Linked DNA regions of Homo sapiens: region 2 is linked to region 1. A link is a contact called in ENCODE Hi-C data. All regions are on one chromosome and are shown on one strand. Each heading gives the region's core, a stretch centred on a gene start or an enhancer-like site at or near the end of the contact. The rest is flanking DNA. Distances are from core to core; before and after follow the strand shown.

Region 1 (4,869 bases), core at 717-3,216:
TCTCTATGGAGATTTAAAATGAAAATATCTGAGGCTCGATGTTAACTGGTCATTACGTGGAATAGTCTGAGGGGAAAGGTGACACTAGCAACTTTGCAATTCCTTTCATACATCTGAATTAGATCTTATAGGATATAATCGCCACCATTTTTCCCCTGTACAATTTCAATTCCTCACTATCTATGAGAGGACGAATATTTTACATTAAATGTTGGGAGTCAGAATACAAGAGATAACGGAGTATATATGACTTCTACATAAAATAGGGGGTGATATAACTACATGAGTAAGTGAAAGTACTGGGTGCGAAGACCAAGAGCTTAGGTTCAGTCCATATATCTATTAATACACTTATTCAGTCCCATTGCAATAGCTTGTCCCCCCCCCAAACCATTGATTCTATATTTGAACAGTACCATAGGATGCTATAAGCTAATAACCTTCAAGTATCTCCTCCATCACAAAATTATGTCAATGCAGAAGCAGTGTTTCTTGAGAAAAGACTTATCCCAATTTCCTAACTTCCTAATTCAGCCCAGTTGTCCACAGTGCACATATTCTCTTCTGAAAGGTAAAGGAAAAAATATTTAATTTGCACACTGCACTAGTATGCTTTCATCCACAGTGTATGTACATGATTTCATTTGCTTTTCACCAACCTATCAGAGACAAATGGTAATTATGTCTAGTAAGTGCAAACACTAAACACGAGCAGCACAGAATACAAACATATCCCTCTCTCTACACATGACACTAATCCTAGTAACTCAACAAAGGAGTTGATAACACAGTTTTGTAAGTTTCACTGGGAGCTAAGAAGAATGCCCAGTGATTCTGCCAAAGGTAACAGCAACGCCTCAATTAATGCCATCACCAATCCTAGCAAACACAAAAAGAGCTGCCTCTGCAAGCACTCAGTAACACAGATTGCCGTCCCTCTTTCAAGTAACCCCTCTAAGGAACGTGAAGTAAATTATCAGGACCAAAGCTCAAGCGAGAAGAGTCTACCTACTCCAAGGAAAGAAACACTCCTGTCACACAAACATCTCATCACTGCTGCTGAACTGGTAATACTACCACTGGACTAAAAAGTTCCACTGCTTCTCCACCTCACAACGATCCAAGAACTTCAATGACTGCCAGTGACCCGCACTCCACAAGTAAGTCAACAATACTTCCAGGCACAATGATTCCCATCTTACGCAGTAACCAGCACCACCAGACCACATCCCAGTAACCAAGCTCCACACCTCTCCTAAAACCCCAGTATTAAAATACATCATCACTGGAGGGCCTTTTAAGTCCGAAAGGTCCTGACTTGCTCCTAGCAATGCAGACTAAAGACAATCCTAAATCAAAACAAAAAGGCTCCCTGTCCAGCCAACACCGACTCCTCCCTCAACTTCGAGCTAGCTCCGCACACTCAAGTCAGCCTGGGGGCACTCTGACAGGGTGGGCAGAGGGACCTCGGAGGGCCATCTCAGCCCTGGACTGAGCCTGGACTCAAGGCTATCTTTCTCGAGCTCACCGGTAGTGAGCGCTGGGAAGCATCTGAGCCGTGTCCCCACACCTGCAGACAGTACCAGTCTCTCGGCCACCTAACACCCAAGCAAGGGGAGAGCCCAGCACCTAGACTGGGGCCGAGCAGCACGTCCCCATCCCCGGGGTTAGTTCGGAGCTTCTCCTCCGCTCTCGGACTGCCACGCGACGGCTCGCCCCTCGCCGTCCCGTGGAGGGCGCCGGCGCCCCCTGTCAGGCGGGCAAAGGATACAGTCCCGGCTCCAGAACGCCGCGGCACTGGGGCGGGAGGGGCCCGCCACGTCCGCCATCTTGAAACAACCGCCACTCGGGGCGTCGCGCCTGGGCCGCCACGCCTCGGCCTGCAGGCTCGGTCCCCATTGGCCGCACCACGCAGAGGCCCGCCCCCGCCTGCGCGGCCGGCCCCTGCGGGGCGAGAGGGTGGGGGCGAAGGGGAAGCTACGTCCCGGAGGTGCGGTGTGGGGCACCGGGCGGGGCCGCGGGAACCGGCGCCCCACGGAGCTGCTGCTGTCAGACCAACCCCGGGCCCCCATCATCACTGCGCCGCGCTTTCAGGCGCCGAGAACTACCGTTCCCGGCATGCCATGAAATTGGCCTCGGCGCTGAGGCGGGGTCCGGCCCTCCACCCGCTCCCGCCGCGCGCGAATCGCGGTCGCGAGCCATGGAGGAGGAGGCATCGTCCCCGGGGCTGGGCTGCAGCAAGCCGCACCTGGAGAAGCTGACCCTGGGCATCACGCGCATCCTAGGTGAGGAAAGGGGGCACGGTGCCGAGAGGGTGTGGAGGAGAAGGAAGGAGGAGCGGAGGGATGAGGTGCGGGGTGAGCGGTGCGACGCTGGCCCCAGAACAGGAGTGGACATCGCTGCTGGGACTTCCGTTGTTACAGAGGAAAGTGGGGGACCTGGGTTTGTGATTAGGCCTTGAAAGTGTTTGCCAGGAGTGTTCGGAGGCAGAGCTGGGAAGCCTGAAGTTTCCCCCACTCACCGCCAACCAAGGTCCCACCCAGGAAGGACGGGCAGAGACGTGCAAAGGGAACACAGCAAGCACCTGACGGTTGGGAAGTTGGATCTCCCCCTAGGAGGCATTCTCAGCCAGGGCATTATCCCCGAAACCCAAGACCTTTCTCTGGGGGAAGTAATGCACCCGACCTCCCAGGGCGACAACTACGTCGGGTCTGAAAGGAATCCAACCTTGCACCACTGAATGACTCAGAGTTTTTCTTTTATCGAACATTTCTTTGTTTGCTTGCTTGTTTGTATTTTGAGACAGAGTTTTGCTCTTGTTGCCCAGGCTGGAGTGCAATGGCGCGATCTCGGCTCACTGCAACCTGCGCCTCCTGGGTTCAAGCAATTCTCCTGCCTCGCCCAGCTATTTTTTTGTATTTTTAGTAGAGACAGGGTTCCACCATGTTGGCCAGGCTGGTCTCGAACTCCTGACCTCAGGTGATCCACCCGCCTCGACCTCCCAAAGTGCTGGAATTACAGGCGTGAGCCACCGCGCCTGGCCTATCAAACGTTTCTTTAGTACTCACCACTATGTTAGACGTGAGGTTAAAAATATGAAAAAGACACAGTTCTGTGAAAAAAATAAACAAATGAGGTCACTAGGAGTGTGAAAAGAGGTCAGTAATCTGTTACTCAGAGATGTCACAGAGGAGGGGACTGATCTTACCAGGGAAGTTAAAGAACATGTCACAGAGGAGATGATGCTAGATTTTGAAAGACATATAGGAGTTAGCCAGAAAACTAAGGAGGAGAAAGGTCTTTTAAGAAGGCTGAAAAGCATGCTTCAGTGCCTTCCCATCACAATTATAATAAAATCCAAATGTCTGTACCATGACCCACAAGTCCCTGTAAGATCTGCTCTCATCTCTTTCTGACTTTGTTTCCACTCTTGCCCACATGGCCTTCTAGCTGTACCTTAAACACACTAAGCGGGTTCCTGCTTCAGGGCTTTTGCAGTTTGCTAGTCCTTGCACCTGGAATTATCTTTCTCTGAATGTCTCGCTTCTTCAGGTCATTCAGATCTCTGATCAAATGTCATTATTTCAGAGAAACCTTCCCTGAATATAGTTCGAATAACCGCCGTCTTTCTTGCTCTCTCTTTCCTTACCCTGCTTTTTCTTTTATTCTTATAGCACTTTCACTACTTGAAATTATGTATTTGTTTGGTTGATTTTTAAAATTTGTGTCTCTTTTAATAGAAGTCCAAGACCAAGTGTGATTTAGGAATGAGTGGTTTTAACATATGAAAATCAATTAATAGCTGGGCATGGTGGCCCATGTCTTTAGTTCCAGCTACTGGGGAGGCTGTGGTGGGAGGGTTATTAGAGCCCAGTTCAAGTCCAGCTGGACAACATAGCAAGACCCTGTCACTAAAAAAAAAGAAACTTAAAAAAAATCAATTAATATAATACAACTTACTAATAGAATAAGACAAAAACTGCATAATCATCTTAATAAAAAAAGCATTTGACAAAATCTAACCTTTCTTGATTAAAAAAAACTCAACAAACTAGAAATAGGATGGGATAGAGATAGAATTTCCTCAACCTGATGAAGGACATCTATGAAAAACCCACATCTAACATCATATGTAATGGTGAAAGACTGGCAGCTTTCCCCTTAAAATCAGGAACAAAAATTGTATTAGGGTTCCCCAAGATCACACCAGATTCAATGATTTGACGCAAGGATTACAGGACTCAGGAGATAGTCCTACTCATGGCTATGATTCATTACAACAAAAGGATTTTGGCAGCCCGATTGGCAGACCTTTCTGAGGATTATTGTCTCGGGCCTGCTATGTTCACTCTTTTCTGCATGGCAAGAATTCCACTTTTATCACTTCTCTTCAACATTGTACTGGAGTTTCTAGCTAGGGCAATTAGGCAAGAAAATGAAATAAAGACATCCAATTGAAAAGGAAGAAGGTAAGCTATCTGTTTGCAGATGACATGATCTTGTATATAAAAAATCCTAAGGAATCCACACACACACACACACACACACACACACACACACACAGCCTATACACCAGCAATGAACAATCCAAAAATAAAACTAAGAACAATTCAATTTACAATAGTATTGAAAAGAATAAAATGTAGCTGGCACAGTGGCTCACACCTGTAATCCCAACACTGGGAGGCCAAGGTGAGAGGATTGCTTGAGACCAGGAGTTGCAGACCAGCCTGGGCAACATAGCCTTTATGAAATATTTTAAAATTAGCCATGTGTGGTGGTGCATGCCTTAGTCCTAGCTACTCAGGAGGCTGAGATAGGAGGATTGCTTGAGCCCAGGAGTTCGAGGCTACAGTGACCTGTGATCAC
Region 2 (4,869 bases), core at 1,586-4,085, 1.7 Mb after region 1:
CTTGTACACGGCTTTTCAATTTTGGTTTTGAGGTTTATATAAGGAAAGTTCAAAATCAAACACAAGCATGCAGTCAGAATATAATATTCATTGATGGAATTCAGTCTCTGAAGCTTGAAAACACATCATATGTTAAATGACAGATTTTTAAAAGTCATGATGTTAAACTTCCATGCTCATGAGAGTCAAGTTACGCTTCATGGCTCTCTGCAATTCTGCATTTTCATCTCTCTTGTTCTGACCACCTGGATTGTAAATTTTCTCTGATGTAAAATTAAATTTTTGTTCTCTGTGTTAATGGAGAGAAAAATGAATATACAGGAAATAACTCTGATGTTAAACTTCACCACTGCACCTTTTCCCTTCTCTCTTTTATTTTTATTTGGTAAACCAAGTTCTGTTATGTGCTCAAAACTGCTAGGTGCTGGGGACATTAAATTCGTGGACAAAATGGTCCCACCCCTAAAATCATGCCCTAGGGTGAACACAGTCTTCAGCACCAGCAATCACAACATAATGTGTTAAAAGAGAAGATCTAACCCCTTCAGAAGAAATGTGTAGTGACCTGAGGCAAGGTACTTCTGACTTCTAAAACAATAGTAGGTGACTGATGATCTCCAATCCACTTCTGTCAAAAGAGACCATGTGTAGATCCAAAAAGCACTGTAGATCCAGTGCCTAGTGTTGCGCAGAAAGCTTACCACCTAGCAGTTAGCCATGAAAGTCTTTATTCTTCTGGGGACTCAACATACATTAGAAAGTTGAATATATGGCAGGCGGATGAACTGTGGGAAGGGGAGGCAGGAATTTAGAGCTAGAAGTGCTAATGGTTGTGCTGGGGGCCTAATAAGGAGCAGTAGAATAGGGGCTATCTCTGGGTGGCTGTCTCTGGAGAACAGAGAGAGTATCTCTCTTGCACATCACACTTTAGTTTGGGTATGGACTGAGAGAAATTATACCAATACCACCATCACCACCACTAATTGCAGTAGGCAACAATGTACAACTATGTGCCAGGCACAATAATAAGCTCTTTGCATGTATTATTTTATTACATCCTCTTAGCAACCTTACATCTAGGCACTTTTCATTCCATTCATTCATAAGTATATTGTGCACCTTCTTTGTATTAGTTAAGTGTGCTAGTTGCTAAGGATAGGATGGTGAGCCAGGCAGACATAGTCTACATGGTGATGGTGCATGGAGTTTAGCAGTAAAAGGTTAGAAATTAGCCAAACGGGTCAGGTGCAGTGGCTCACACCTGTAATCTCTGCACTTTGGAAGGCTGAGGTGAAAGGATTGTTTGAGGCCAGGAGTTTAAGACCAGCCTAAACAATAGTGAGACCCCTGTCTCTATTAAAAAAAAAAGAAAAGAAAAGAAATTAGCTAAATAATCTCACTAGTAATTATATGTAGGTAGTTAATTATACACTGTGCTCATGTATGTAACTTTTTTTTTTTTTAAGAGATCACTCAGGCTGCAGTGCAATGGCTTGATCAAGGCTCACTGCAGCCTTGAACCTCTGGCTCAGCCTTCAGAGTAGCTAGGACTACAGGTGCATGCCACCATGACTGGCTAGTTGATTATTATTATTATTATTATTGTATTTTTAGAGATGGGATCTCACTACGTTGCCCAGGCTAGTTGGCCAGCTCCTGGCCTCAAGCAATACTCCTGCCTCAGCCTCCCAAAGCACTGTGATTACAGGCATGAGACACTGTGCCCTGCACATGTATGACACTATTATTCATTGAGCACCTATTGTATACCAGGCTGTGGGCATACAACAAGACTACTGCTATTGTCTCTAGGTTCCAGAGAAGGAAGCTGAGTAAGTTTCAGTAAATAACCCAACAACTTGCACACTTAAAATACGAGTCCTTACTCACTGTGCTGGTAGAAGAATGACTCAGTGCATGTCGGAAGGAGCAGAGAATAGACCATCAGTGGGTCACTGCCTTAGTTATCATTAGAGGTGGCTAAAGCAGAGTGTGCTATGGGTTCTCACTGGGCAATTGGGAGCCATTATCCTCATGAATGAGGCAATGACTGGATTTCCTCCTTGGATATTCAGAAGTTGGGAATACGGAGAAAGGTATATAGCATGATTTCTGTGTTGAAAGTGAACAGCATGTCCAGTAAAATATGTGTTTTAAATTACCCCTGAGCTGTTTTTTAAATTATAACCAATGAAGAAAACTGTCCAAAGGAAGCGTTTCCCATGACCTTCCCTTTGGAAATAACCCAGGTTTTCTAGTCCTTAGTTTAACGAAGGTATTTTCAGGAGAAGGAAGTTGTGGGGAGAGAGCAGGGCAGGAAGAAGAGGAAATTTTTATAGATAAAGTTGATTTTTAATGAGCTTCTTTTAGCCTAGTTACCTCCCTTGTCATCATAGTATGTGCTTGTTTGCTGTTGAACAGCGCAGAGTGATGTTGGTCTGAGGAGTGACATCAGAGTCTCTCACTGGCCCTGTTTCTCCTGGCCCTATGGTCCTCTCTGCAGTTACAGGGTCTCTGGAAAGGCTGGAGGAGTCGACACTTGTCCCATCCATTGCATCACAAACTGAGTAATGGCCATGACAGTGTGCATGGTAAATATATGATGCTTTGTTTCTTTTCAGGAAGTGGAAAATAAAGTGCCACAGATGAGGTGGAGGCAGATGTGGCCACTTCCTTATTGCAGAGACGGGGTTGTATGAAGAATGAGTGTTGTATATAATGTGTGACTTCTCTGTGGCTTCCACCTGCTCAGCCCCCTGAGTGGGATAACCCAAGAGGCAACAGGTTACTTAGACATGCCCATTGCCTGGAACACTCTGGGAACTTCAGTACAAGTCGATAGAGGAGAGTGAAGGAACAACATGGAGATCATTTAAAAACTCATTTATGTCAAAAATTCACTTAGGACCTGTCTGTGTTTCTGATTCCTCTTTCTTATTTCATTTGCATGGGAAGTGACCTCAGATCAAATAACTGAGTGAGAAAAACAAATTAAATCAAAGCACCCAGGAAAGGGACATTTCATTCAAACAACTTTTTTGGGCATCTACTATGTGCTGGGAAGCAGCCTATAAAAAATACTTGCATTTGATTCCTATCCTCCTGCTCCCCACCCCTCCTATCCTCCGCTTCTAGGGTAGGAAAGTTCTGCCTAGCTCAGGTAACTATCCCCTGGGGGCCATGTTGTTTTTCATTGTGTAGTTTATTGGGAATCAGAATTTTTAAGTGCCAGAAGGGATGTCAAAGATTACCTAGTCTCATTCCCTCATTTTACACTTAATTTTATGAAGCTCACCAAAGTGATATGCTCAAATTATTTCACAGCTGTTACAGCATAAATGTGACTCAATTCACATTCTTTTTGCAAAATGCCTGTATAAAATAACAAAATGAAATCTATCCTTCACTGTCAACTACATTGTTCTAGTTATCTATTGCTGTGTCACAAGAAGCCACCCTAAACTTAGTGACTTGAACCAATTTATTATTCTCTTATGGTTCCATGGGATAGCGGGGCAGTTCTTGCTTGAGGTCTCTCCTGTGGTTGCTGTCAGATGGACAGATGCTCGGAGTCATCTGAAGGCCCAAGGGGGCTGGATGTCCAAGTTGGCTTCTTCCCGCACAGGGCTGGCAGGTGATGCTAGCTGTCATCTAGGTGCTCAGCTGGGCTTGGTATTGGATTGTCTTGAAGGTCCCTTCTGTTCTATCAACTTGGGAAAGTTATTCCCTTTCGAGAACCTCACTTCATGAGAATGTGTTGGGTTGCAAGGAAGCGACTCATTTAAGTTACCTCTGACTTATGTTAATTACACATAAATGTGAGCTCTATAAATCTGGTCAACTAGATTCCAGAAAATCGTATTTAAAACCTTCCTTGGTTCTTTCCTGAGTGTTTGCTTTTTCTTCTTTTTTTTTTTAGAGACAGGGTCTTGCTCTGCTTCCCAGGCTGAAGTGCAGTGGCACAATCATAGCTCACTGCAGCCTCAATCTCCTGTGCTCAAGCCATCCTCCTGCCTCAGCCTCCCAAGTAGCTAGGACTACAGGTGTGCATCACCACACCCAGCTAATTTTTACATTTTTTGTAGAAACAGGGTCTTGCTATGTTGACATTGCTGGTCTCAGACTCCTAGCCTCAAGCAATCCTCCTGCCTCAGCCTCCCAAAGTGCTGGGATTACAGGTGGGAGTCCCTGTGCCCAGGCCTCTCTTTTCTTTTGACCACTTTCACCTTTTTTCTATTTCAGAGCAACTGCTCATATATAACATCAGCATGCTGTGATCCTTCCTCGTGGCTTCGTTCCCTGTGCATCCTTTCAAGCTCTGGTATTCACTGCTAAGGTTCTCAATCCTTAGTGCAAATGAGAGGGAAGGGGAGAGCAGAGGGAGGATCTAATTGCCATCAGAGAGGCAGACCATGTGGTCACTTGAAAACCCTAATACTGACTGGCCCTGGGTTAGACGCCCACTCTGAACCACGTAACATGTGGCTGCCTAGGACTGCTCTTGCTGCAGGGCAGTGAAAGCAGTGGGCGGTGTTGAAATGTTTAGCATCAGGCTAAGAAGATTATTATTATAATATCAGTAATATCTGTACTACCTCCCTCACAGGATTGCTATTGAAGCCAAAATTAGTAGTAATAGCTAACTTTGCTTTCTTTGTCCTTTCCTTTTCCTTTTCCATTCCTTTCTTTTTCCCTTCCCTTCCCTTCCCTTCCCTTCCCCTCCCCTCCCCTCCCCTCCCCTCCCCTCCCTTCTCTTCCTTTCCCTTCCTTTCTTTTCCTTTCTTCTTTCTGACAGAGTCTCACACTGTCACCTGGGCTGGAGTGCAGTGGCACGATCTCTGCTCACTGCAACCTCTGCCTCCCAGGTTC

What was found. A loop is a pair of places that touch in the nucleus more often than their neighbours do. Pooled maps may share reads with other maps.
Region 2: a pooled map shows a loop between it and region 1 (2.2-fold over the local background). The contact joins the enhancer-like site here to the promoter of TPGS2 in region 1. A Hi-C loop is called at or near these places in 2 of 50 pooled maps.

Annotation. Positions count from the first base shown.
Region 1 is chr18:36,826,099-36,830,967 of GRCh38, reverse strand. TPGS2 (tubulin polyglutamylase complex subunit 2) reads left to right here and starts at 1,966. Exons shown (of 7, transcript NM_015476.4): 1 at 1,966-2,285. The coding sequence starts at 2,201. KIAA1328 reads right to left here and starts at 1,841. Exons shown (of 10, transcript NM_020776.3): 1 at 1,772-1,841. The coding sequence starts at 1,829. RefSeq lists a silencer at 1,607-2,206 and enhancers at 1,604-2,396, 2,497-2,606.
Region 2 is chr18:35,157,002-35,161,870 of GRCh38, reverse strand. No RefSeq gene overlaps it. Among named protein-coding and RNA genes, the nearest start is that of ZNF397, 82 kb to the left of the region's middle. Within about 2 kb of position 2,835, at least 5 of the 41 ENCODE cell types and tissues checked have a DNase peak (open chromatin) inside an H3K27ac peak, as active enhancers do.